Linked DNA regions of Mus musculus: all the other regions are linked to region 4. The links are chromatin loops, found by intact Hi-C in ENCODE. Cell type or tissue: left cerebral cortex. All regions are shown on one strand. Region 1 overlaps Fam110b (family with sequence similarity 110, member B). Region 2 has its middle 18 kb from the start of Ubxn2b. Region 3 overlaps Fam110b (family with sequence similarity 110, member B). Region 4 overlaps Fam110b (family with sequence similarity 110, member B). Region 5 has its middle 55 kb from the start of Ubxn2b.

Region 1 (5,000 bases), 77 kb after region 4:
GTTTGTTTCCTCTGTGGTTTCCTGTTTTCAATTAACTCTAGCTTGTGTCAAGTTGATGAAAGCAAAATAACAACAACAAAACAACAGCAACGAGAATAGGCCGGGATCATGGGAGACTGATACAAGAAAGGTCTACAGGAATAAGTCCAGCTATCATCTAGATTTCCTCAGGGCTTCTGTCACTCTTTTCCCACTTTGGCCTGGTTTTGTTTCCCTTCCTGTTGCACTTTCCAGCCTCTGTAGCCTCTCACGACCTTCACAACTTCTGAAGTTGTCATCACAGAGGCAGCAGAGAATGGTCCCCAATACTGAGCAGCCTCTTCACCCACATAGGTGCCTTCAGAATCCTGTGCTGCACTGCGGTTCACTGAGTCCTTAGTGCTCATTTGTTCATTAATAATGACACAGTGGCCATTTGTTTCCCTGTCAGTGTGGAAGCTCTGGTAGAGTCAGAACACTTCGTCCTGCATTGTTCCCCAGCTCAGCCTGCCTTTATACCTAGTGAAAAAAAATGCTTTTTTGTTTTCAAAATCAAGGATGAGTTGACTGAAACTCAAAAAGAAATGTTTCTTACCTGTGTGTGCATGTGCGACGTGCAGCACTTGTGTACACATAGAGGTACAGATAATGCGTTACCTTGTTTCCCCTCACAGAGTGGCCTTATGAAAGACTACTGATGGATTGTTATTCTGGTTCAAACAAATATTGGAATCTGTTGGAGGTTAAGATCCAAGAAAGGACAGTTGCTTCCTTCTCTTGGAAAGTATCTGTTTAATGTCTTCAACAAAATAAGCAAGAAACAAATTAATCAAACAGCTTTTTAGTGCCTATTTTGAGCTAGCCGCCTGTTAAAGGAAGAGGAAGGTGGAAACTGTTAGATGCTTCCTAGATAAATGCTTAGAAGTGTTACTAGTCTGCATCCCACAGCCTGCAGGGAGCTGTGCTTCAGTCCAAGGGACCAAGGGAGCTCCTTCTAGATTTCTGCCTTATGAGAACTGTGATGGGCTCCGCCCGTCACTGCAATACGCCAGCAGCCACTTTCCCTGGCAAGCTTCTCTCCATCCTGTAGTTCCAGGTTGCTGTGGATGTCAGCATTCCTGCCTGAGCATCACTCATGAATCATTAGCCATGGGGATACATGAGTCAAGCCATTCCTCACGCTGGTTTCTTTTTCCAAAAGAGTCACGTGTTCTTGGTCAGTACTTGTTTTCCATTTCTCTTGATGATTCTTAGGAATATCTGAGCAAATTGCAGTGCCTGTGGAATACAGCAGCTCTTTGTGACAAGTTTTAGATAAATATCAAAAGAATGGAATGTGTGACAGTAAGAGATTTACACTGCATCCTTGAGGTGGAACTTGGCTTTGGAGAGCAGCCTGTTGTCCAGGAATTAAAAATGAGCAGACTTGCTCAGCTTTTCACCCTATAGAATCTGTCTGGAGGAAGGAGACTAATGCTGAGAGAAGCACAGGTCGGTTCATCTCACAGCTAACGTTGCCTTTACTAGGTGAGCTTGCTCTTTCTCTTCTTTCTAAATTGTAGCTCTGAAGTTGAATTTCTCGTTACAAAACCCAAGTACTTCTGAAATGTGTGTTTTATAGTCTACTCTGTATGTCATTAGTGAGATTCACTTATGTTTATAATTTCATAGAGATCACTGCATTGGTAGACAACCAAGAATGTTCCATACACAGAGGTAGGGAAATGACTCCAAACTTCAGTGAGTACTTGTGAAAGAACTGTGGTTGGTCAGGCTTGCTGTCAGCACCATCACCATTTATCATTTAATTATTTAATTATTTATTACTTCCCTTGATACAGTTAAGGAAGGGAGGAAAGGAGGGAGGGAGGGAGGGAGGGAGGGAGGGAGGGAGGGAGGAAGGAAGGAAGGAAGGAAGGAAGGAAGGAAGGAAGGAAGGAAGGTAGGTAGGTAGATAGGTAGGTCAAATTATTCCATAAAAAATGATTGCTTAATTTTGACCTCATGTGCTCACTGCTTAGAGCTCACTGGTAATAACCTTTTGTGTTGACTCCTTCTGTTATGTCTGAGAGGCAGAGACTAGATACTTGTTATGGGCCATACAACTTGGGAATGAAAGCTCTAGATCATAAGGCCAGGGAGCACACTACTAATGACAGCATATGCTTTTCAGTCTATACCAAGCTGCCTCGCACAGTACCTGGCTCCAAGGACAACATTTCTCAGAAAACTGTATAACAGGCAAATTCACCTTTTAGAATGACTTGCGATCACTTTTTCACTTTGATCTGTGAATTATTTATCATTATACTCAGGATTTTTGACACCTTGGTTAGCCTTTTTCCACTGTGGATGGAAATCTGCATGGCATTTTAAACTATATTGAAAAGAAATTAATTGATCAGCACTTTTGAAAATTAATGGCAAATTACTAATCATGGTAAATAAAGCTAGGCTTGGATTTTCTAGCTCCCTCACTAGTATGTCTGAGCCTCCAAATTGATGATAGTTCTTCAGTGCTGGGGTCTCAGTATAAGTTAGCAGGTAGCACACTCATTGATCTAAGTATTCTTTGTTTCACTAGATGAGAGGGAAATAAGAACACACTTTAAAATTCACTTACGGGTTAGGAGGTAATACATTAATCCTTAAAATGACAGAAAATCAAGATGATTGTGTCTGTGGGGTTTAATTTATTAAAATTTAATTTGCTCCGGTGCCTTGCTCCAGTAACTCTTGTGCTAGCAAACTAGCTATAATTAGATTAGCAGCCTGCTCAGTGCTGGTGACAGCCTGTGCCTCAGAGAGCATGTGCTGGACTCCGCATGTGCCTTATCCTCATTGGCTGGCGTTGCTGCTCACACGCTTGATAGGTTTCCACAGTAATCCTTATGCTGCATTAGAGACGTAGATACAGAGGCACTGTGCTGTGTTCTTGCAGAACATAGGCAAGGTGCATGGTTGGTTACATTAAAGAAGGAGTCCTACTCAGCAGAGCAGGTGTTCTTTGTTGCAAAGGCTCGGTGGAATAAGGACCTGCAGCTAGCTGCAGGCGGAGGTCAGTGAAGGAGTCTCAGTTCACGGTAATTACTCGAGTCTTTCTCTCTTCTGAGCAACACAGCCATGCATGAAATGAAGCGTGCTGATAGTGTCATCTGTCTAATTTGATCTTGCTTTGTTGACGCTGTCTGTGCACTGTGTATTAGTGCTCCATACTAATACACATTCTCGCAGGGAGAGATTGCTTGTCTGTTCATGGAGGAGCCTTGTTTTCACCTGAATGCAAGGGTGCATGTGCCTGGGAGTGATTCTCATTGGTTCTTTTCGGTTTGGGAAAGCCGGTGTTGCTTCTATTTAGGTGTCTTTGTTGGTGTATGTCAGGGCTGTTGACTTCACTTTGAGTCCTGACTCCCAGATAATTCGAAAACAAGGAGAATTTAGTAGATCATACTTTAATTAGAGGAAGGCAGAAGGCTTGTGAGTTGCTCTCTGGTTTTTAGCTGGAGAAGTAATGTACTATTGTTTCTTCACAGATGTGTGCAGCCTTCATTTTGGATGGGTTTCTTTGTCTCACCTCTCGTAGTCTCAATGAAGCTTCTTTAGTACAGTGAGTGTTAGCAGATCTCATTTTGGGAAATAGCCACATGTAGGTATTTATCAACCACGCCTGAGGAAGTATTTGCCTCCAGGCTTTGTTCAAAAGATGCTGCTCTTGCAGTTGGAATGTCACAGTAGGGAGATGTGTTCTTACCATGTTCAACAGTTTTTATTCTATTAAGAATTGCCTGGTTCATTTTCCAGACAGGGAGATTAAAAAAAAAAAGCCTTAAGTTCTGCAATAAAGGTACTCTATTATGAAAGAAAAAATAGTTATTAGCAAGACCAAGGTTCAAAGAATCACCGGAAAGAACCTTGTTTTGGGTTCAGAGCCCCTGCCTCTCTCCTAGTCCTTAAACTTGAAAACCGATGTCTTTCTGTGTCAGCCTGCAGACTCCACAGAAACTTGTGTCCTGAGTCACCAGTCACAGGGCTGGCCAGCTGCCACCATGCGTCTGCTATCAGCAGAGAGAGTCATGCAGACTCTAAAAACTGTCAGAAAGTGTTTCCTGGTCCTGAAAAGCCAAGATTGCAGTTTATATATTCTGTGAAAATAACTTCTCTTGTCTCGGTCTGTATCCTGCTTAAAGTGGTCCAGTACACAGTTTGGGCAGAGAAACCCTTCAGGTTACTAACTGTACCTCACCATACCACATGCCCTCACTCCCAAATCTTCCTGGGAAGGAATAAATTATCCAGTCAGCATTAACTCACGTAGCAATTTCAAGAGGAAAGTCGAAGCATTGTGGAAGTTTCATGGCCCGTAATGGAGTTTGGCATAGTGGCTTTGATAGCCTCGAGACAGTGGGAAGATGTGTTCAGCTGTGAGACACCATGGGGGTGAAATGAAGACACAGCCATTCTTCATATGACACCTGCTGCGTACAAACCTCATCCACCCTCACTGTGTACAGTGCCTACCCTAATACACTCCCTGATGGACCTCTGATGGGCCACAGCACCAGCTAGCATCTACTAATAAAAGGAGATCAAGTTTTTGCAAAGTAACACAACATACACTTTTATCACTTAACTTTTTGTTCTTAATACATTAGGGAGAATCTATGCTTGAAAACTGAAAATAAAAATGGATATTTTTTGACAGTTTAAAATTTGTAATCAGTCATGATGGCTTGTTTGTTTGTTTGTTTGTTTGTTTTTTCTACAAAAGTCCAGGCATCTCTTCTGTATAACCATCATTCTTGGCCTGACATTCTTCCTATTGCAGACATAGACAGAACCATTCTGCCTTTTAAAACTTAGGCTCAGACACTCATCTGGGGAGGGATACATTGACGTAGTTATATAATAACTTTATATATATATATATATACATATATATATATATATATGTATATATATATATATATATATACTATCCTCAATTATATCATAATTATACGTAATAATTATTTAGTTATAGG
Region 2 (5,000 bases), 530 kb after region 4:
CTATTCAATAAAAGTACCCCACCTCCATACAATGTTTGGCTGTGAGTATATATCTGTTTCAGTCAGCTGCTGGGTAGACCCTCTCAGAGGACAGTCATGCTAGGCTCCTGTCTTCAAACATAACAGAGTATCACTAATAATGTCAGGGATTGGTGCTTATCCATGGGATGGATCTCAAATTGAGCTGGTTATTGGTTGGCCATTCCTTGAGTCTCTGTTCCATCTTTGTCCCTGCATTTCTTTTAGACAAGTAAATTTTGGGGTTGAAAGTTTTGTGGAAGGATTGAAGGCCCTGAAGGGGATAGGAACTCCACAGTAAGACCAATGGAGTCAACAAACCTGGACCCTTGTGAGCTCTCAGAGACTGAGCCACCAACCAAAGAGCATGCATAGACTGGACCAAGGCCCTGGGCACGTATGTAGCAGACATGAAGCTCAGTCTCCATGTGGGTCCCTCAACAACTGGAGCAGAGGCTGTCAATAAAGCTGTTGCCTGACCGTGGAATCTGTTCCCAAACAGGGCTGCCTTGCCTGGCCTGTGGGAGAAGACACACCCAGCCCTGCAGCCACTTGAGGAGCAAGGCCAAACGGGTAGGGTAGGAATACTCAGGAGGGGGTCCACCCTCTCAGAGGAGAAGGGGAGGGAGGATGGAAGGAAGGACTCTGTGAGGGGTTGCCCTCGAATGGGATATAAAAAAATAAATTATAAAACATAATGGGGGGGGGGGGCTTGCTGTGATAGACAAAATGCCAGTTCTAGCAGCAACCCTAAGGTCTCCAATGAAGACAATGAGGCGCCAACTATATCACCTGAATTGTGGTAACATTATTCCCAGGCCGCGCCTGCCGCCAGAGCTCTGCCCAAACCGTGGGCACTATTGGATTGGTTGCCATACTGTGCCTGGTCAGTTTTCCCAGGTCCCTTCACCACAGAAAACGTTCTCAGATCTTCTAGGTCTGGAAACTGAAAGCCAGCGCTGCTCTGTGTAGCAGCTGAAGATTAAATGCTGTCCTGCATGACAGCTGAAGACCTCTGCCCATAAGTCACTCATTTAAGTTGACAAGCCATTTGGATTATACTTCCTGCTATAATTAATCAATTGAAAATTCTCAGATATAGGACGACATTGACTGGCTAACTGTATGCTTTAATAACAGCAGGCGGACCAGCTCCTTCTCAGAGGCTGCAGTTGCCTTGTTAATTAATTTAAATCAGGTCTCAGGCCTCACGTTTCCAGAGCTGCTAGGTCTCCTGCGAAGAAAGGCAGTTTACCTGGCTGGGAGTCTTTACAGAGATAAAGGCAGACTCACAGAACAGGTTTCAAAGTATCTTTTTACTATTCTTTTATTTAAAGTAACTTACTTTACAATAACTGCTCTCAGTAATTCACCACCCTCTGAATAGAAAAAAAAAAAAAAAAAAAAAAAGGAAACAAACAAACAAAGAGAAGGTGTGAGTGCTCTTAAGGGGTTGAGGCTTTTATTATGCATATTAGGGAGAGCCCAGGCAGAGACTGAGACGTCACTGCCTGGACTGTGGTGGGCAGCATGCTTGTGTTAGGCAGAGGGCAAGGGAAAGAGAGGAGCAGCAGGAAGGGGGGCGGGGGGGGGGGGTGTCCCTAGAAACAGAAGGACACTCAAGGAATCTCTTATTAACATTTTTCACTAAATCAATAAGTGAAATAAAAATTCAGTTACCCTGGCTGCTTTAAAATTGCTTTCTAAACCTTAAAGGATTATGAAATGAATAAACAGCAGCTGCAAATTTCATATTAGCAGTTCATCCTTTTGTTAATCAAACTCAACTGTACAGTTCCACACGGAACACTAGTCACAGCAAGATAGTTGATCCCCTCACCCTGTATATTTTATAAACACTACTTTCCTGGAGACTTCCTGTGTGATAAAAGATTAGAAGTTTGGTGCTGGGGCTCAAGTTAGAGCTCAAGGCTCTGTGTTGATGCTGGTGGGCCCTCTTGTGGAAATGTGTCACACTGAATAAGCTTTTGCTTCTTTTTTAAAATGTGGGAGCATAATCACAAACCAAGGAATAGTTTTAACAATTAAGATGTAGCTTGCAAAATCTTTTCATACACACACACACACACACTCCACTGACTGAACTTGTATTCACCAAAAACTTCTCTGCAGAATTTTTTTAAGATTTATTTATTTTATGTATATGAGTACACTATAGTTGTCTTTAAACACACTGGAAGAAGGCATCAGATCCCATTAGAGATGGTTGTGAGCCACCATGTGGTTGCTGGGATTTGAACTCAGGACCTCTGGAAGAACAGACAGTGTTCATAACCTCTGAGACATTTTTCCAGCCCCAGATTTTGTTAAAGAGAAATAGCCAAACCAGACACAATTAGGTCCAGCTTTTCTTGGCAACATAGAGTAAAAACAGTTTACAGTAGAAAGGGAAACCCCAAAGATAACTCATTGTTATTGTTCTTAAATGTTAAATGGTATATTAGTTGGTTTTCTTGTGCTAAATAAATAAATAAGAGAAGCAACTTGTGGATGGACTCTGTGGCTCAGTTTCAGGTGGGAACAAATCCATGGAGAATGTGGAAGGATTATTAGCAGGAGAGAGGCAGTTGTTAGTAGTGAGATTTTGTGATGTAGATTGTTCACATTAGCAGATCAAGAAGCAGAGAAAAGGACCAGATTAAGGCTAAGCAATAAGGCTCAGAATCTAGCCCTACTGGCCTGTGTCTGACGGCTAGGTCTAATAACACAAAAGTTCTAGCTCCTAGAACAGTTCAATCAGTTGGAGATCAAGTATTCAATTGCACGAACTTGCAGAGAGGATTCTTGATTCAACACTAACAGATAGGGAACTTGAGTTTCAGAGTTAGGGAGAGAAAAATTCTATCCTCACCCCGGGACAACCTATCATAGTAGATACCAGGGAGAAAATGCAAGTCAGAATGCTCACACTGTGAGCCTGGTTGCTGAGCTTACCTGGGATCTTGCAGTAGAGAAAACATTGAAGATAAGAAGATGTAGAGTCTGAATTCTCTATCTCGCAGGATTTGGGGAGCTGCTATGGACTGCACGGTGTTGTACTGCTAATTCATATATTTAAAACATGAAGCTCTAGTCCTAAAGATAACATTGTGAAGTAGAGATATGGGAAGCAATTCAATCCTGTTCATAACATTGGTATCCTTATTTCAATAGACACTACAACAATCTCTTTTCCAACACCACAGTTCAAGGACATAGTAAGAATGCAGCCATCAAAATTTCAGGAAAGATGTCTTGGCCAGAACCCACTGGCCATCTTGACTTTTCAGTTTCTAGAACTACGAGACAATAAACATCAGTGCTTAAAAGCCCATATGTGTGCTGCTTTGTTATGGCAACTAGTTATACAGCCCCCAGACCAAATCTAGAGAAGCCCAGAGTTACCATATGAAATGCCATGGTCCTTCTAAGTCAGTGAAGCTCAATTACTGCTGTCTCCTACTGCGTGAGGGTTGAGAAACGATGAAAGTGGTGCTCCAGGTGGATGTTCCCCAGCCCTTTTCAGAGCCAAAGTCACACAGGACATGAAAGTCATAGACAGAGGTTCAAGGCTTGTACCTCCACACACCATACTGCTTCACTAGAGCTGAAAACTTCAGAAGCTCAGCCCAACCTCAGTCTACCCTGTGGATGCCAGGGAGATTCTGTGGTTGGGAGTCTGTATCAGAATCTTTTGATCAAAAGAAGCCGCAAAAACCCTAGAGACTCTCTTGCACAAGGGGTATGTCTTGCACAAACAGATGATACAAGGTCCCTGCATAAGGCTGACAGGAGGCTTGCAGAGTTCTGAAATGGCTGATAACAGTTCTGACTTTTGTCTCCAGCCTGACTGAGGGAAGACCACAGTGGTCTTACATCATGGCATTTGCTAGTCTTAAACTTTTTCTGTTCATAACACTTATGCCTCACAATTTTTACACAATTCCAGGGAATAAGTATACAAATAAATATACAATATATATAAATATATATAAATAAGTATACAGATAAAAAATGTTCTTAGAATTTTATTTTCAAACAATTATTTGGTGTTCAAATAATTTTCTCACTAATTAAAAAGGAAAGCAAATTCATATACTGAGAAGATAAATACAGTTGTTTTATATAAAAATACATTTTCATTAAAGCTTTGATATTGGAGAGCACACATCATCAATGTTTTTAAAAATGGATCGCTATTTTGATTTTAACATTATCAATACTGAGAATATTATTTAGTACAAATATGTAGGATAAGACATAGAAGTGTTTTTAGGACCATTTAGGAAGTTGTTGGAAATTCTGACCTGATTGCAATTTTTTCCCGTTTCAAGTCAGTGACTCAAACAGCAGGGTTTTTTGTTTTTTTTTTTTAAGTCAAACATTCTAACATAATACAATCTAAAAATGTAGTAATCTAACATTCCATGCTGATGAATGATAATTAGAAACTACAAAGCCTTTGTCTTCCATGTTTATATCACTATGTTTGACAAGAGCAGGAAACATTGTATGTATAGTAATTATACTTTAATTCAGTCTCAACTGACAGACAACAGTCTCAACTCGGGTCAAGCTATTCCAGACAGCATTGTTTGGTACAGCAGGGCAGGGCAACAGGCACATTTGACTTTAGAGCCAAGGCTTCAGTGACATTACATGACTCAAGATGGGACAGAACTGCCAGAAACACCTCAGACTCATTCTCTCATTCTGCATTTGGTTTTGAATTACTTTTTGTTGCCCTGTATCTAGAAACTTTTACTCTTGGCTTTTTTTTTTTTTCACCTACAATTCAGTTATTAAGCAGCATAAAGGTTGTGCTTTGCTCAAGGAAACATGGATGGTACTAGCAGGATGAAATTCTCAGCCCTGAGTTGGATTACTATCTTAGGGTTTCATTGCTGTGAAGAGACACCATGTCCAAGGCAACTCTTATCAAGGACTGGCTTACAGTTTCAGAGGTTCAATCCATTATCATC
Region 3 (5,000 bases), 120 kb after region 4:
TGACCATGAGCAGCATCACTCTTGGAGCCAGCCTGCCATGTTAGAAATATAGCAGAGGCAGAGCAAGCATTTTCTTGGATGAACTATTGAGCATCCTAATATCTTGGCTTCTCGGTGTCTTGATGTATAAAATGCAGCCTTCCTGCCTCAGAGACTTCATAGTAGGAGTTACTATGTCATTGTCCTTGTGGTAGTTCTGATTCACAAGAAGCACCCTGTACCAAGTGCTATGTCTGTAATGGTTGTATAATAAGTGCCTCATGAATATGTATATTAGTAAACATAATCTGTATTTATAACTAGAAGGCAGTTTTTGCAGGTTTTTCTTAATTAGTCCGCATTAAGCTTAATAGATTTAGGTTCTCTGATAACTTCATTTCAAAAACTGAAAGATTAAATGTACTTTATGTATTTAAAACTTAGATGTATAACCTTTTAAACATTGATACCAAAAGATATTTGTCCTTATAAATAGTTATGTAATGCTTTTTTATGAGCTTTGCCTGTGGATAGACTCTGGGGTACACCTGCCATTAGCTTTTAGTTTTGAAAGTATTTACCATTTGTCATTAATGTTTTACTGATAACACAATGTCCATAATCCCAAAGGATTTAGTTCATTGTGTTGCTTTCCCACTCTGCTGTGAGCATGGCTCCATGCTGTGGATTTGTACATGTGGTCCACGCACACATTCTGTCCTGGAAGTACCCTTCGCCATAGTGCTCAGGGTGGTCAGCTTCCTACAAGCCTCAAAAGCCAGAAAGTCATGGCCTGTCTTCCTTGTCTTAATCCTGGATCACACTGTGGTAGCAAAAATCTTTGCTACTTCAGTTTAGAGAAGTAGCCCACTGTATATGACCATTATCAAATTTGGTTTTTCTTCTTACCCCCTGGGGCCTGCTTTCAATAAAAGCCGTAGAAGGTCCATCAAGCCAGAGTCCCCGGATACCAGATATTTCCACTCAGTAACATTGACTCACTGGCCCCAGCTATGCTCCCTTGCTGTCAGTCTTCCCTCCTGAACCATGACTTATTTGGAATGGAATCCAGTTCTGTTCTGAATTCCCTTTTGCCTCATTGCAGTAGCTCCTGTAGAAAACCTGTTTTTCCTGAGAGAGACAGGGTGGGGGTAGGTGGAGAGGAAAGGAGAGATAGACAGACAGAAAAGCTCTAGTTTCCAGACATCCTGACCCCCACGAGGAACCAGCTGAATTCCAGGGCACTCAGATTTCAAGCATTCTTCCATCAGGAACCTGCTCATCTATTTGCTAGGAAAGAAGAGATCAGTTCATGGTCTGGCAGGTATTGGATTAGTGGTAAGAAACGTCTTCCATGTTCCATGCTCATGTCTGCACTGATGCTCCTTGTAGAAGCGTGTCCGTACCTTTGTGCTGTACTTCAGGGGAAAAGGGGTGTGCGATGGAGTCCTGAGTAAGTATGAGTTGTTAATATGAGCATGGCGATGTCAAGAATTCCAGGGCCTCATGGGAATAACAAAGCCAGGTCAGGATCAGGGAAATGGCAAAGCCTCTCCCTGGTTCATGTGCAGATGTTGACTGTACAGAGAGTATCTACCACAGCTTCTGCCTCCTAGGTATTTACAGCTTCAGATTGCCCCTTTGTAGAGAGCCCCTACAGGGATTAGTAAACCTGCCTCCTTGTCCAGCAGCATACAATAACTCTTCCTTTTGGCTCAGTTCTTTTGATAAGCCCACCTCCTTGATTCAGAAGTGTAAAGTAAAGGTTGAGCTTCCAGGCTGCTGACTGTGCATCTGCTGACTGTGACACACTGATTCCAGCTTCTCTGTACCTGTGTCTGTGTGTCTGTCCTTTTTTCCATTCTCTTCTTACCTAACTCAGGCTTCCAGCACACAGCCATGTGGTTTGTGGCAAAGAGGTTTCTGGAAAGACTTCACTGAAGAGAATGTTTTCCTGTTTTCCTATAATTTTCCATTCAAAAGAAGCCAGAATTTGTAGCAACATCAGTTAACATGTCCCAAGTCATTTGTGGGTTACAAACTCTAAAAATCCTCTTTTGAACCATAGAAAGTATTTGAACCACCTTTCTTTTATGGATATAACTTTAGATGTTAGCTTAGTATTGCCTGTGGAAAATGATTCCCCTTTGCTACCCTAAAACAAATAATCATGATGATAAATATATAAGACTACTCAACCATATAGTGCTTCTAGCAGTCTGCTTTTAGATTCTCATTTCAGCATTGCCTACAGACATTCTTCTTATATATCCCTTTAAACATTAGAAATTACCATCATTCATGATATTTCTGTGCCTTTGGAAACCAAAAAAACTAATACACTGTAACTTGTGTTCCAGCCAACTGCTGGCTCAAGGTTAACAGAGCCAAGAGGAGGTATGAGTGGAGCACATGAACAGTCCTGTTCTTCATTCTCAACCTGATTGCTCTTCATTTAAGATTGGAACATCAGGCCATTTCTGTTGCTATTAAAAAAAAAGTTTAGACTGAATAATTAATTTGTTTTGCTTTGCTTTGTTTTGTTTGAGACATCATCTCCTGTAGCCCAGGCTGGCCTCTTGTCTTGCCAGTAACCAAGGCTATCCTCAAGCTTCTGATTCTGCTGGCTCTCCCTCCTGAGTGCTGTTATAGGCATATACCAGCATACTTCTTTTATAAGTAACTAATTTTTAAGCTGATAAGTTTATTTAAGTATTTATAGATGCTCTGGAGGCTGAGAAGTCCAAGATGGGGAGGGACAAGCAGATGTGGCATTTCATGATGCCTCTTCGTAGCTTTGTCCTACCACAGCAAGGGGCAAGCACAGTCTCTTCAGCCTATTTTGTAAGTGCAGTAAGCCTTGCTATGACAGTGGGGACTCATGATGTGTTCACTCACCGAAAGCACCCACCTCTTCAGACCATGTACTGCTGTGCTGGAGAGTCAACAGATGGCTTGCGGGGATACAAACATTTAGACTCTACCAGAAAGCGGATATGACTCTGTCATGGTGGTGAGTAAATTCCCTGTTGTGACAAGATCTAGCTCAAAAGTAACTTGTTTCTCATTACCAGGAGTTTTTTTTTAGAAATTGCTTTAAAAATAGTCTCTCTTCTCTTTGAATTTTTATAGTCTTGTTGGAATCTCTATGGTATATGACAAACACATTGGTGGTAACAGTTCTTCCCACCACTCCATCAGATATTCTCAGGCTGGCCTGTGGAAAGAGTCTGGGCTACACAGATGTAGTTGCTCCTGTCCTTTGCCTGGCACTATGTCCCATGTTTTGTTTGTTTGTTTGTTTGTTTGTTTTTAATACTCATTTCAGTTTATGTCCCCAGAAATCTGGCAAGACAAAATATAATGTCCATTCCTTTACCATCAAGTCAGGACCTATGCTTATATGGTTTCATTTTTCATAGTCATGCAGCCACTATATAGCAGAGCCAGGGCAGGTCTTACCAACATCAAGCTCATAAGCTCATACTTACAGTCAAGCCTGCAGCTTGACTACAAACAAGTGAGTAAATGAGTAAGACCCATATCATAGATGTAAATCCGTGACTCCATGGAAACAAGCCAGCTTCCATAGGAGGCAAGGGCTCCAGGAAAGTGTGTGCGTATGGGGGGGGGGGGGGGGTGAAGAAGAGCACGTGGCCAGAGCACACTTAAAGAAAATAGCCAGACTGCATTTGCACCTAAGTACTTTGTCCTGTGTAATGCCTTCTTTGCTTTGGGAGATCTCTTGATGAGTCATCATTCTTCGCCTTCATAATCCCTCTTTCCTTGGTGAACTGTCCTGTAGACTGCATAGTAAAGATGTGCAGTGGGAGATTAAGAGAATAAGCCCACTGGCTGAAAAAGATACTTCGGGTTTGTCTTTGATATTTCAACAAATAACAGCTTTCTCTGTAATTTATTTTTTTAATTGGATCATGCACATATAAATTTCAGTATTCCATCTCAGAAGTTACTCAGTGCCCATTCACTGCAGGCAAGGATAGGTTGTGGAGAGTTCCATGGTTGGACTTTCAACTCACATCATCAAGACAGTGATTTATTGCCCAAGTGCTATATCTTAAAGCTATGTTCATTTTAAGTACAAGCCTCTGGGATCCTTGAAATTCCCAAGGTGAGAAGAAAGGACTGACTGTAGCTAAGTTTCATCGAAAACCTAGAGAACAGTTATTGAGAAGCCCAGAGGGATAGCCATAGTCAGAGTCTGCGGGGCCCAGCCCTCCCTGGCGGACACCACCTGGAGAGAGGTATTCCTGGTTAGTGCTGAAGAATCCCATGTGGCATGGAGGTGCAGAAGGTTGGGGACAGAGCAGAAATGTGCTGCTTTTCTCAAGCAGTTCTATGTATTTGGTGATTTCGATGTTTGAGCTGAGCTGTGGGGTATCTTGATATGTCAGTGTAGCTTTCTTGGCTTCTAGAACAGGTCACAGACTGAACATTTAGATGACCCAATTGGTGACACATTAATAAAGAAAAGCCAGTCTTGCAGTGGGAAAGTGACAGGAGGAGATTGAATGAGACCAGGATGAGGGAAGCCAGGGAGGTTCAATGCGCTCCTTTGTCAGTAAGTAAACCCAGGGCTGCATCTGAAATTGCCTCATTGATTTAGTAGCATAAGAACGCCTTTGATGTGGGCCCAGACGCCTGGGAGAGATCATCAAAGTAGGGAAATGTAATTGAGAGTTCATGAACATTCACTTCCCAGACTCTAAAGTAGCCATCTGAAAATACTTTACTTACATATGTTTGTAAATATTAGTCTGTATTGTAGATCGTTTGTAAATTAATCTTATATGCAAGTTATATGCAAAACCTATATCCAAGATTTGACTCATGTTGGGTTGGCTTTATACTTGAGTTGCTGAGTGAATATGCTAGAAAGGAGTGTTTACAAATCATAGAGACTTTGTAAGGAGTTTGCTTTTAAGGTTTTATCGGTAGGGCAGAGCTGTGTATCCTGGGAGTGTGCTGCATAGTTCGTCTGTCCAGGCCTTGCCTGTTCA
Region 4 (5,000 bases):
CCATTCCGAGCCGGCGGCGAGGACCCGGCGGCCACTTCATCCCGGCCTGCAGTGCATCGCCGGGCCCAAGCTCCTCCTCGCGGTCTCCCGAGCCTGGTGCCTGGCCTGGCCGCCTTGCAGGGGCCGGAGTGCGGCCAAGGTAAACGGGGGCGCTGGCGGGTGGGGAGTACCTCTCAGGGTCCCGCTCCGGCCGGGCCTGGGCACCGAGGAGCCTGGCCCGCTGTCCGCCCTGCGCTCGGCTGCACGCCCCGGGCCGGGGATGAGGCCCAGGCTCGGAAGGAGCGCTGACTGCTGGGGAGAAGGTGGGCGAGGACGCGGCGGCCCCCAGCCCCACTCCGTGCTGCATCCCCACCCAGGTCATCCCGTGGGCGCGTCACTGTGCTGTCAGTTCCTGCGGGAATGCAGATCCCGGGGCTCTGAAAGTTTGTTTGCCCCCACCGCCTCCTCCCTCCAGTCCTCCCACAGCTCGGTTGTCTGTTTTCTTTGAAAGCATGAGGGTTGGAAATAGAATAAAATTGGTCCTGGCTCACTCGTGCCCCTGTCACTTAGCGGTGCTCAGAACTTGGCGACAATGCTAGGCTGTGAGAAGCTGGTGTCTGTGCTGCCCTCCTTTTGTTATAGCAAGGAGCCTGATGGTGACAAGTCTTTCCGTGGTGGCCAGCAAAGAAGGAAGAGGGGATAACTTTGCCTTATTACTTCCCAAAGTGGGAATAAAACCACCGGACTCCCAGCTTTTTTGACCCTTTAAAGTTGCTATTCAGATTTATTGACAGTCACCACATTCTCTTCCAAGAAAGAACAGGCATTCTTTCTTGCCTAAGATTCAGGTTTCCCCCCACAGCCAAGTTATGTCCTGTGCAAATCTGGCGCACATCTGTGACAACAGTGCATGGCTGGCTTGTGAGGACTGCCGAGTCTATTTTTGCAGAGAGGAATATGATAGCAGAATCAGCATTTTTTTCTGTATGAATAATATGACTTCCATTTTCATTTCCTCTCTTGGTGTGAAAGAGTTATTTAGCTTCCACCATCTAAGTCATGCGAAAGCACCTGTGCTGTTGATGTTATTATTAGCATCGTTTATTATTGTTGTTATTATTATCATCATTATTATTACTGTTGTATTTGTATTCACTTTGTGGTATTGAGACCTGGTCATTCAAATGAAGCATTTATTAAGCAGTTATTTTAAGATAAGGGCAGGCATGTTGATGGTAACGTGCCATTGATTTACCCCATTACATATAATCTGTGACATCTCTTCATTAGTCACTTAAAAATCACGAATTGAACACAGGGACAGCATTACCTTTTGAACCTGAAAATCTGCAAAGGCCTTACCATAGGGCATGGAAGATGGTTCTAGAGAAATGTTAGATTTTTTATTTTTGTTTTTATTTTCAACCTATGTTTTTGCTGTTTGGGGGGGTGGGGGTGGGGTGGGTCCTTTGTTTGTTTTTATCCCAGATCTTTCAAAGCATGATCTATTTTGAGTCAGTGATTTAATTTTAGATCAGAATTGAGGTTGGGTTGTTTGCGGGAGACTGACAAGCTGCTGGCTCTGTGTATCCTCAATGGCTGGGAATGGGGAATTTGGTATTTGTCTGGTCTATGAGTCTGAATTCAATCATGGCCTGGCGAGTTTTGTAATAAGACTTGGTTGTCCATGAAGGGCTTAACCAGAAGGAAAATCTCTGCTGTGAACCTCATCTTCAAATCGCCCTCCTCCTTAGGTTTAGAATACTACTCTCAGTTTCTAGTTGGAAAACTCACCGTCTATGCTTGCCATTAATGAAAGATGAATGCATTTGCTGTGTGATCACCCCCTCATAGCACATCATAACTCTAGCTTTAAAGCCTTGGGTTCGATACCTCTAGACTAAATGGTTGAGAAAACAAATAAAATTACCTACTCGCCCTTTTCAGTAACAAAAAGATGACACTTGCAGCTTAGATATTTTATATTTTAGTCACTCAGCTATCAGTTTACCCTCTGTCCCGACTATTGGATTTTAAGTGGAAATCTTTTTCCTTAAGTGTTTAGCTACAGACAGGCTTTGTATGAGGTGAGCTGCTGTAGGTATAGCCCATCAACAGTAGGTGGTGCTGTGGGGAACTCTGGCAGCTCAGCCAGGGCATAGGTATGCTTAAGGAACATCCAGCATTAATCTGCACTAGTGCTGGCCAGGTGTGAAAACAACCGGAGGGACAGACAGCAGCCTGCACAAGTGTTAAGAATGACATGGTTTCTTAAGTTTTCTCTTTGCATTTTTAACGTTTGGCAAGCATTTACCTGGAGAATCTTTTTTTTAGAGTCCAATAATGTTCTAGATGCTAAGTGTATAATGCTTATAAAAATTATTAGCTGCACTTCTCACTTTTATTGTTCTTCATTAGAGTTAGGTGGACTTTGGACTAACCTAGGCTAAGCCAAGAGCCTCTGCAGCTAACGTGGACTTTTTCTTTTTCTAGCATGGACTTGCAGTTCAGAGCAACAAAGGGCGTGGGACCTACTCCCCTCTTGAATTTATTTGGGAAGGCCCTGCTCCCCTCTGCTTTTTTTGGTCACCTCTTATCATTTTTCTGGCTCCTGGCAGGTTACAATGAGAATTGATATTCAAGGTGAAGATGCTGAATTTATTCTATGCTGGCTGCGTACCCCGGCTAGGAAGTAAATTAGTCCACTCAGTTAAAGGTTTTCTGGCTCCCAGTCGCTTACCTGTGAAGGCCAGTCCTGTGAGCAGCATATCTCTAGGCTTCCTCTTACTCCTCTAACAAACAATAGTTTTGTTATCTGCTTTCTGTGGGTGAATTTAGTGACTTGACTGAGGCATAGCTAATAAATAGCAAGATGTAAGTACCAGAGGCTGGCTTTTCTACTGCCCAGAGAGGAAAAGCTTTGCAGCCTCGTAGCTGCTGGAGCTGACTGATCGCTTCTTCAGGGGTTTGGTATCAGAAAAATCTCATCACTCAGTGATCGGATTTGGATTTTCTGGGTAGTGCTTGATCATCAGTCCAAAAGTAGGAGAAATCGAGTTTTTTTTTCCTTTTCCTGAATAGTCTTTTAATGTGTGGCAAAGATTACTTGTTTCGAGTGTTGAGAAGGATGGCAGCTGAATGTCTTTGAATTAGATAAAAGGCTGATAGAGACGGTTTAGACCTTGAGGCTGTGAATCATGTTGGGTCTGTTTGGGGTTTTTGCTCCTGACAGCCCAGCTCTACACTTGGCCTTGTGACATACTCTCTGTCCACCGATGAGCTTGCTTACTGTGATCCCTTTCATGTGGGAGGCAGGACTGTGAGCGCGCATGTGTGTGTGTGTGTGTGTGTGTGTTTTGTTCCACAGTTGAGGCAGAGCCTCAACTTAATCTTTCAAAAACAAAGATGGGCTGTGTTTCTCAGTTGACTCCCCTACAAATACGAGTAGGAAGGCAAACAAGTAGGGCTTGAGAAACCCTGAAAAGAGCCGGTGACTCAGGCACACTGCTGTCCCCAAAACCTGATGGAACTGTGATTCTGGGCAATGAGAATTCTCAAACCTGTTGATGACCATGAAAGTACTGCGTGATGGCTGCGGAGTGTCTCTTCTCCTTGTCCACAGCAGTGATGGCAGCAATAAGATGAGAATCAACCTTTCTACTCCACAGTCCTTTCTTATCTTATTTGTAGACAGCTTGGGTGGGTTTCTTAATGATTATTTTGCAAAGTGATATTAATAAACATGCACCACGCATTCCTTATTTTGACACCTTTGGTTTCTCCATGTGTATGATGGGGGACTGGGTAGAATTTTAATCTTTTTCATGTGATAAAGTTGTCACAATAGGAGAGACTACATAAGGACCTGGTGTTTATGAACCTTAACCGCCCCTCCCTTCCCTCTGCCCCTAGAGTGCTCTCAAGAACATGTGCGCATGTGTGTGTGTGCGCGCACGCGCGCTCGTGAGAGCACAAACACACACACACACACACACACACACACACTTACTCGCACACTTTTAAAGCTTAGTAGCCAAACAAATTGCTTTTTTTCTAGCGTTAACAGTAAAAAAGAAAGTGTGTGTGTGTGTGTGTGTGTGTACATGAGTGCGTGCATTGGACTTTTTTTTTTTTTTCCTGCACTGACTTTAAAATTGCAAATGATTTGGATGCACATCCAAAGGAGAGCCCCCTAGTTCTAGAGGAACTGCCATTTAGCAGACAGGTTCCTGGAAGAATTGTAAGAATCCCAGGGTGTGGTTTGTGCTCCAGGCCAAGGTCAATGTGGTTTCAATTGTCCAGCTCCTGAGAAGACCTTTACAAACACAATCTTAAGCACATGGGATTTTGGGTCTTTGTGTTGTAATGAAAAGCAGGGTTTTTTTCCTTCCTACTGACATTAGAAATTATTTTCACCTTTTAAGATGTCTTCTTAAGGAAGAATCATGGATAATACTTCAAAATGACCATTACTACCAGCAGTGCTTTGGTCCCCCAAACTGGAACTTTGTTAGAAAAAAAAAGGAGTAATTACACAAAAGGATATAGTTAATAATTTGTCCTATTAAGGTTAATATATTAAAAATTATTAGCAGAGGATTCATTATGTGCCAGATTTAAAAAAAAAAAATAAACACTAGCCAGAAAAAGATGTGGTCCCTGTCTGTTCATGGCTTACAGTTACTAGCCAGGAAAAGATGCGGTCTTCGCCTATTCATGGCATATATTAATTGCTCTTCCTTTAACTGTAAGCCTTGTGATTCAGTATCTGACAAAAGCACATTAAAGGAGAAAGGTTTATTTTGGTGTATAGTTCCATGGGCATCACAGAAGCAGGAGGGTGAGGCGTTGCAACATTAGTCAGGAGGCAACAGGAGATGGTTGCTTCTACCCAGTTAGCCTTCTGTGTTTGTGCAGTTCAGAAGGGAAGCCTAGGATACAAACTAGACATCTGAGGTAAGTCTTCCTGCCTCATCTAACTTAATATCAAGAGCATCCTTCACAGTCATGTTCAGAGGCTA
Region 5 (5,000 bases), 490 kb after region 4:
CTCACTGGGGTTTAGCAATTCATATCATGTATATGGCTGCTGGTCACATTTATCTTTTTTTCACTGGATATTTCCATTTCCATATTTCCCAAATAATATATATATATAAAGGTGCTAAGTAACTCATTAGGCTGAAAAATTGGAAACCTGGCACAAAACATAAGAAACGCAAGACAGTGTTTCATATATTATGAGATACTAACATATACATTTTAAAAACTGGTAACATGTCAACATTCTTTAGTATGAATATATGCTGTGGGGACAGGCGATATAGTATGGTAGTAGGGTATTTGCCTAGCACACACAAGGCCCAAAGTTCAATCTCCAGATCCCTCAACACAAAACACGCACATGTGTGCACACGTGTGTATGCACACACACAGAGGCAATCACACACAAACTCACACATAAACATAAACATTCATATACATACACAGAGAGACAGACACACACACAAATGATGGAAAGATTAAGAAAGTAAACAGTAACTAGATAACATTCATATGTTACCTTCAACTAGGTGAAGCTTTATTTTGGTAAATAGAAATAAAAATCCAGGAACATGTATAAGACTAAGTAACAGTGGTGGGTGTAAAACAAAGTCAGAAAGAATGGGAGAGAGAAGGCTCATGAAGTTTTCTATGGCATCTCAGAAGACCAGAATCACATGACCTTGCCTTGCCTAGCTTGAGACAGAAGAAATGCTTTCCCACAAATCCCTTTACACTTGGCTAAAGCACACTGATGCTCTTAGGATCCTTTCACCTCTCAATGTTGCTTAAATCAGTCATAGTATATAAATATCATTCATTATCTAATCTATTCCACTTCTGAGACTGGATTACAAGACTTTTGATGCCACTTATTCGAGCCTCTTAGGTTTAGATATTTAGAGAGTGAATGTTTTGATAAGATGGATTTATTCCTTCCTTCTTTGAAAGGGAGGAAGAAACTATGAAAGTTCTCTGAGCTCATTCCCCATCGCTTGTTTATATAATACCTCCTAAATCAACTCAGATTACTGTCTGTCCTATTAAAAACTTTCACAGACAGTTCCCATGTCTTTCCAAGGAAATGATATATAGCAATCCTCTCTGTAAGTGATTTCTCATTTCTAACTGATAAAAAAATTAAAACAAAGCAGAATTTCAAAGAACTTTTGTCTAAATAGCACCAAATAATTTGACTTGTGGCTTTTAATGTTAACTACATAAAAACAATAAGCATTTGGTTATGGAATTTATGAGGTAGAGCCCGTTTCTGTAGCATGTTTTAGATTAGCATTAGTATTCTATATGACATAAGCATCACTAGATATTGCACACATGGCGAGTGAAGCATCATTACAATAACAGTCCCTTTGTTTTTATTTCAATGATCACCGTTAACATTGCTCACCAATTAGCATTTAACTTAAAGAAAGGTGTTGTAAAGTGTTTGGGAAGTCATAGCAGATGTGACTGCCATAAAAGCTTTTTTGCTTGCTGTCTGGCTTTTAGAAATTTTCAGTATTCATTTGTAAGATGTGTAAAATAGAAGTACTTAGTAGTTCTTATTGAATATGTACATTTAATCTATATTTAATGTAAATATTATTTTCAGTTTTACTTTATTTAATCTCTGTAAATGCCTTCCTCTATTTTTTCTTTTGTATTTTATTCTATCTTAGTCTCCCAAAAAAAATCAAATCCATTCAAACAAGGTTTTTTTCTACTAAATTATATATGGAATTTAGCTGCTTTTAACAGAATTTTAAATATTTGCACCTTTTTGGGAACACCTATTTTTGTGTACACTTTTGGATTTTTCTATAATATAATTATACCATTAGTTTAATTGACTTTCTGACTACTTTTATCTCCTTTAATTCTCCTTTTATGCCGAGTTTGTTTTTTGTTTTGTTTCTTGACGTTTCAATAAAGTAAGGCAAGGCTGTATAGACAGCAGCAGAGCACTTGCCTAGCATGTGTGGCCCAAGGATTGGTTCTCAGTGCTGGAAACAAAAGAGTCACTAAGATCAAAGAATTGAATGTAAATCATCCCCTACTCACCTGAAACATTCCCTAAAACCAAAGTGTTTGCAAAGCTCTGTTAAGGAAACTAACAACACATTGGAAGCCACATCACCTGAGGCTATCTATCTATTAACTGGATTGGGATTGCAATTTCTAAAGATAGTAAAAGAAAAAACTATCAGTTGATATCCCAAGTGAGTATATAAAATGCAATGTAGTAAATTTTATGAGCATGTATTATTCTATAAATTAAATTTTTACTACTATGGAAAAGAATGTTTCTAAACTGAATCCTGAGGAGAAATCCCTTGCCAAGTTCCAGTCAGTAAGTTTTGGGTGCTGGGATACCACCACCTGCTGGAGGATTAGAATCAGGAGGTTTTTATTTAGAAATCTTTAATACTAGCAATGCTCATTCAATCCAGCATTCCTCAATTTCTGCTCTTCTAAGGGGCCGAAATCCTCACGAGTTTTCCGTCTGTATGGAAGAAAACAGGTAAAGGCTACATGGGGCCCATTTATCCCCCAAATCATACATACTGATGATTGTATACATGGATGTTATGTCTGACTGATGAGACTCATCTAGGCCATCGATGGATTTGGTCAAGTAAGTCCTCAGCAGCTTGTTTTCGGGGAAGTATAGGTTTTCCTTCTTGTGTGTGCCACTGCCCTTCCTTCTCTAGGCAGTAGTTGGTAGGGTGGCTGGCAATCGGAGTCCTTTCTTCTTCAGTATATTCTAAGTGAGGCCATCCCTTAGTCCAGTCCCATTTCCCAGCAGGTGTCTCTGGCAGGCCCATACCCGGGATAGGCTCCTGCATAACCACTTCTCAAACAACTTCTCCCTGGTTATTGCCTTGGGCCACTGAGTCTCTTCCCTTCTGATGTCCTGGACAATGAATAATCTTCACAGTTGACAGTTTCATCAGGGCATCCAAGAGATCCAAGATTTCCTTTGTTTTTTATTTCTTTTTCCTCTGATGTAAGCAGTCCTCTCTCTTGGTATATAGGCCCCATGGATGTAGGCTGTGGCAAAGGCATTCTTGCTATCTGTATAGATGTTAATTTTCTTAAACAAGTGATGGGGAATGAGCTCAGAAAACTTTCATAGTTTCTTCCTCCCTTTCAAGATTCAAGGCCTTGTTGAGGGCAATTAGCTCCATTTTCTGTGCTGATATGCAGGGATGGGGGGTGGGTGTAAAGGTTCTGCCCAGACAACATTTGTGCCATCCACCACAGCAGCACCCACTTGTCTCTGACCTACATGGAGAAAACTGCTCCTGTCTGTAAAGCAGGTAGCCATGGCTCCCAGCAGGAGCCAGTCAGATAAGTCTTTCCTCCACCCATTGGGCTCTCTTTTTTGGACCAGTTAGTTGTGTCCATTCGGGCAGGAAGTGTATTTGGACCCTATCTTGGAGACTAAGTCTCGCCCAAACAGAAGGAAGGGACAGTCTGGGATGACCATAAATGAATTGGATACCCGGCCCATCCCTGTTATGGTAGACTTTCTCAGCAACCTGCACTAAGTCCCTCAATGACTTATCCTGCAGTCCCTCTAGCCTCTGAAGCCTTTTCCTGATATCTCTACTAGCCTGGTCTATAAAACCATCGTCACAGTAGCTTTGTGCTCCTTGCTGCTGGGGTCATAGCTGATGGAAAGTCTCCATGAGTCACTCTAGAAAGGCAGCAGGCAACTCATCTGATCCCTGCCTAACCTCACATACCTTGGTCAAATTTGTGGGTTTTCATGCAGCCCCCTTGAGACCTGACAATGGAGCCTAGTGGTAGACCTTCAGATACCCCTCACCTTCTGCTTTCCCAGTCAGGTCTAGTCAGGGGAAACTCACTGTTGATGACAGCCTGATCAATCAATGGTACCCTCATGTCTAAGGGGACATTCTTTCTGGCTTCCTGCATTATCCTCTTTCACTCTTTTGTCCTGAAAAGCACTCTCATGAGTTGTTGGATATTATCCCAGGTGGGCTGATCAGTAAATAAAACAGTCTCAAAGAGGTTAATTGGTCTCTTGGGGTTATCTAAAAAAGGGGAAGGTGCGGATGGGCCTTCCAGTCATTCAAGTAGGCTAAAGAGAAGGGACAATATTGCATAGCCTGATTGCCCTTTTCTAGAGGCCCATATGCTCTCAGTGGGAGAGCCACCATGGTATCAGGGAAGGTGGCTCTCAGACCTCAGGTCCTCATGGCAGGACCAAGAAGTTGGGGGGGGTCTCCTCCTGCTCCTCCCTCCAGTAAAGGGGGATACAAGGGCCCCGGTCCCATATGAGCTGAGGATACCAGAGCCAGTGCTGGTACTGGCAGGGCCATGGGGACAAGGGTAGGGCGGTATGGAGGAGGAGGGTCTTAGAGCAACAAGTCCCCTGTTGAAGGGTCTTGGCAAATCGACTTCTTCTCAGGTATGGATCCCTTCTCCCATGTTTCCTTTTTCTCTGATGGCCAGAACCAGTGAAGTGGGTTTTGGGTAAAGAAAGGCTTTTATCTATGAAGGGGGAGGAGGAAAGGGTCCTCCACTAGATTCTGCTGGGTAACTGTATAGAACATTTGGTCTGGGTGTCCGAGGGATCCTGGCCTAAAGACTTTCTTCTACAACTTTGATCACCTCCAAGTTGAAGGTCCCTACAGGTGGCCTCCCTAATCTGAAGGTGGGCCATTCAGAGATGCAGAGAGTAAGTAACTTTCTCTTCTTTACTACTGCTGACAAGTTTTCTCCTCCAGTGGTTAACGAGAATGTTTAAGGGGATAGATTCAGTCTGTCCAATCTCCAAAATGCTGTCAGTCCAAGTCCAAGAACACAGAATGAGATAACTAATTCCAACCAACACAATAGAAAGACAATCAGCACACAGACAGATCAACCCTGCCACGGGTGCAGACAGTCCAAATCCAAGAACACAGACAAAGACAATTTGCCCCTTCCACAGGCACAGAAATCAAGTTATAGCAAGACTTGGTTCCTGTCAATACT

The links. Hi-C counts contacts between places; a loop is a spot of excess contacts. Peaks named below come from ENCODE experiments on the same cell type or tissue, not always from the same donor. Only the 100,000 strongest peaks of a DNase experiment are listed, where the experiment ranks them.
Region 1: a loop joins it to region 4, with 9 times the contacts of the local background. A loop is called at or near these places in 6 of 42 quality-filtered maps.
Region 2: a loop joins it to region 4, with 4 times the contacts of the local background. A loop is called at or near these places in 4 of 42 quality-filtered maps.
Region 3: a loop joins it to region 4, with 5 times the contacts of the local background. A loop is called at or near these places in 4 of 42 quality-filtered maps.
Region 5: a loop joins it to region 4, with 2.4 times the contacts of the local background. A loop is called at or near these places in 2 of 42 quality-filtered maps.

The regions. Positions count from the first base shown.
Region 1 is chr4:5,721,449-5,726,448 of GRCm38, forward strand. The region is part of intron 1 of Fam110b (family with sequence similarity 110, member B); the gene reads left to right. Among named protein-coding and RNA genes, the nearest start is that of Gm24337, 36 kb to the left of the region's middle. In left cerebral cortex, no CTCF peak of the experiment used is centred here; DNase peaks (open chromatin) are centred at 1,105, 2,822 and 4,019; H3K4me3 peaks cover 2,065 bases; H3K27ac peaks cover 1,414 bases.
Region 2 is chr4:6,170,290-6,175,289 of GRCm38, forward strand. No RefSeq gene overlaps it. Among named protein-coding and RNA genes, the nearest start is that of Ubxn2b, 18 kb to the right of the region's middle. In left cerebral cortex, a CTCF peak has its summit at 1,981 (motif pointing left); a DNase peak (open chromatin) is centred at 1,958.
Region 3 is chr4:5,767,721-5,772,720 of GRCm38, forward strand. The region is part of intron 2 of Fam110b (family with sequence similarity 110, member B); the gene reads left to right. Among named protein-coding and RNA genes, the nearest start is that of Gm24337, 82 kb to the left of the region's middle. In left cerebral cortex, no CTCF peak of the experiment used is centred here; DNase peaks (open chromatin) are centred at 2,937 and 4,498.
Region 4 is chr4:5,644,272-5,649,271 of GRCm38, forward strand. It overlaps Fam110b (family with sequence similarity 110, member B), which reads left to right. Exons shown (of 3, transcript NM_173426.3): 1 at 1-139. Among named protein-coding and RNA genes, the nearest start is that of Fam110b, 2.7 kb to the left of the region's middle. In left cerebral cortex, a CTCF peak has its summit at 2,096 (motif pointing right); DNase peaks (open chromatin) are centred at 586, 829, 1,706 and 2,099; H3K4me3 peaks cover 1,834 bases; H3K27ac peaks cover 1,345 bases.
Region 5 is chr4:6,133,303-6,138,302 of GRCm38, forward strand. No RefSeq gene overlaps it. Among named protein-coding and RNA genes, the nearest start is that of Ubxn2b, 55 kb to the right of the region's middle. In left cerebral cortex, a CTCF peak has its summit at 2,381 (motif pointing left); a DNase peak (open chromatin) is centred at 2,384.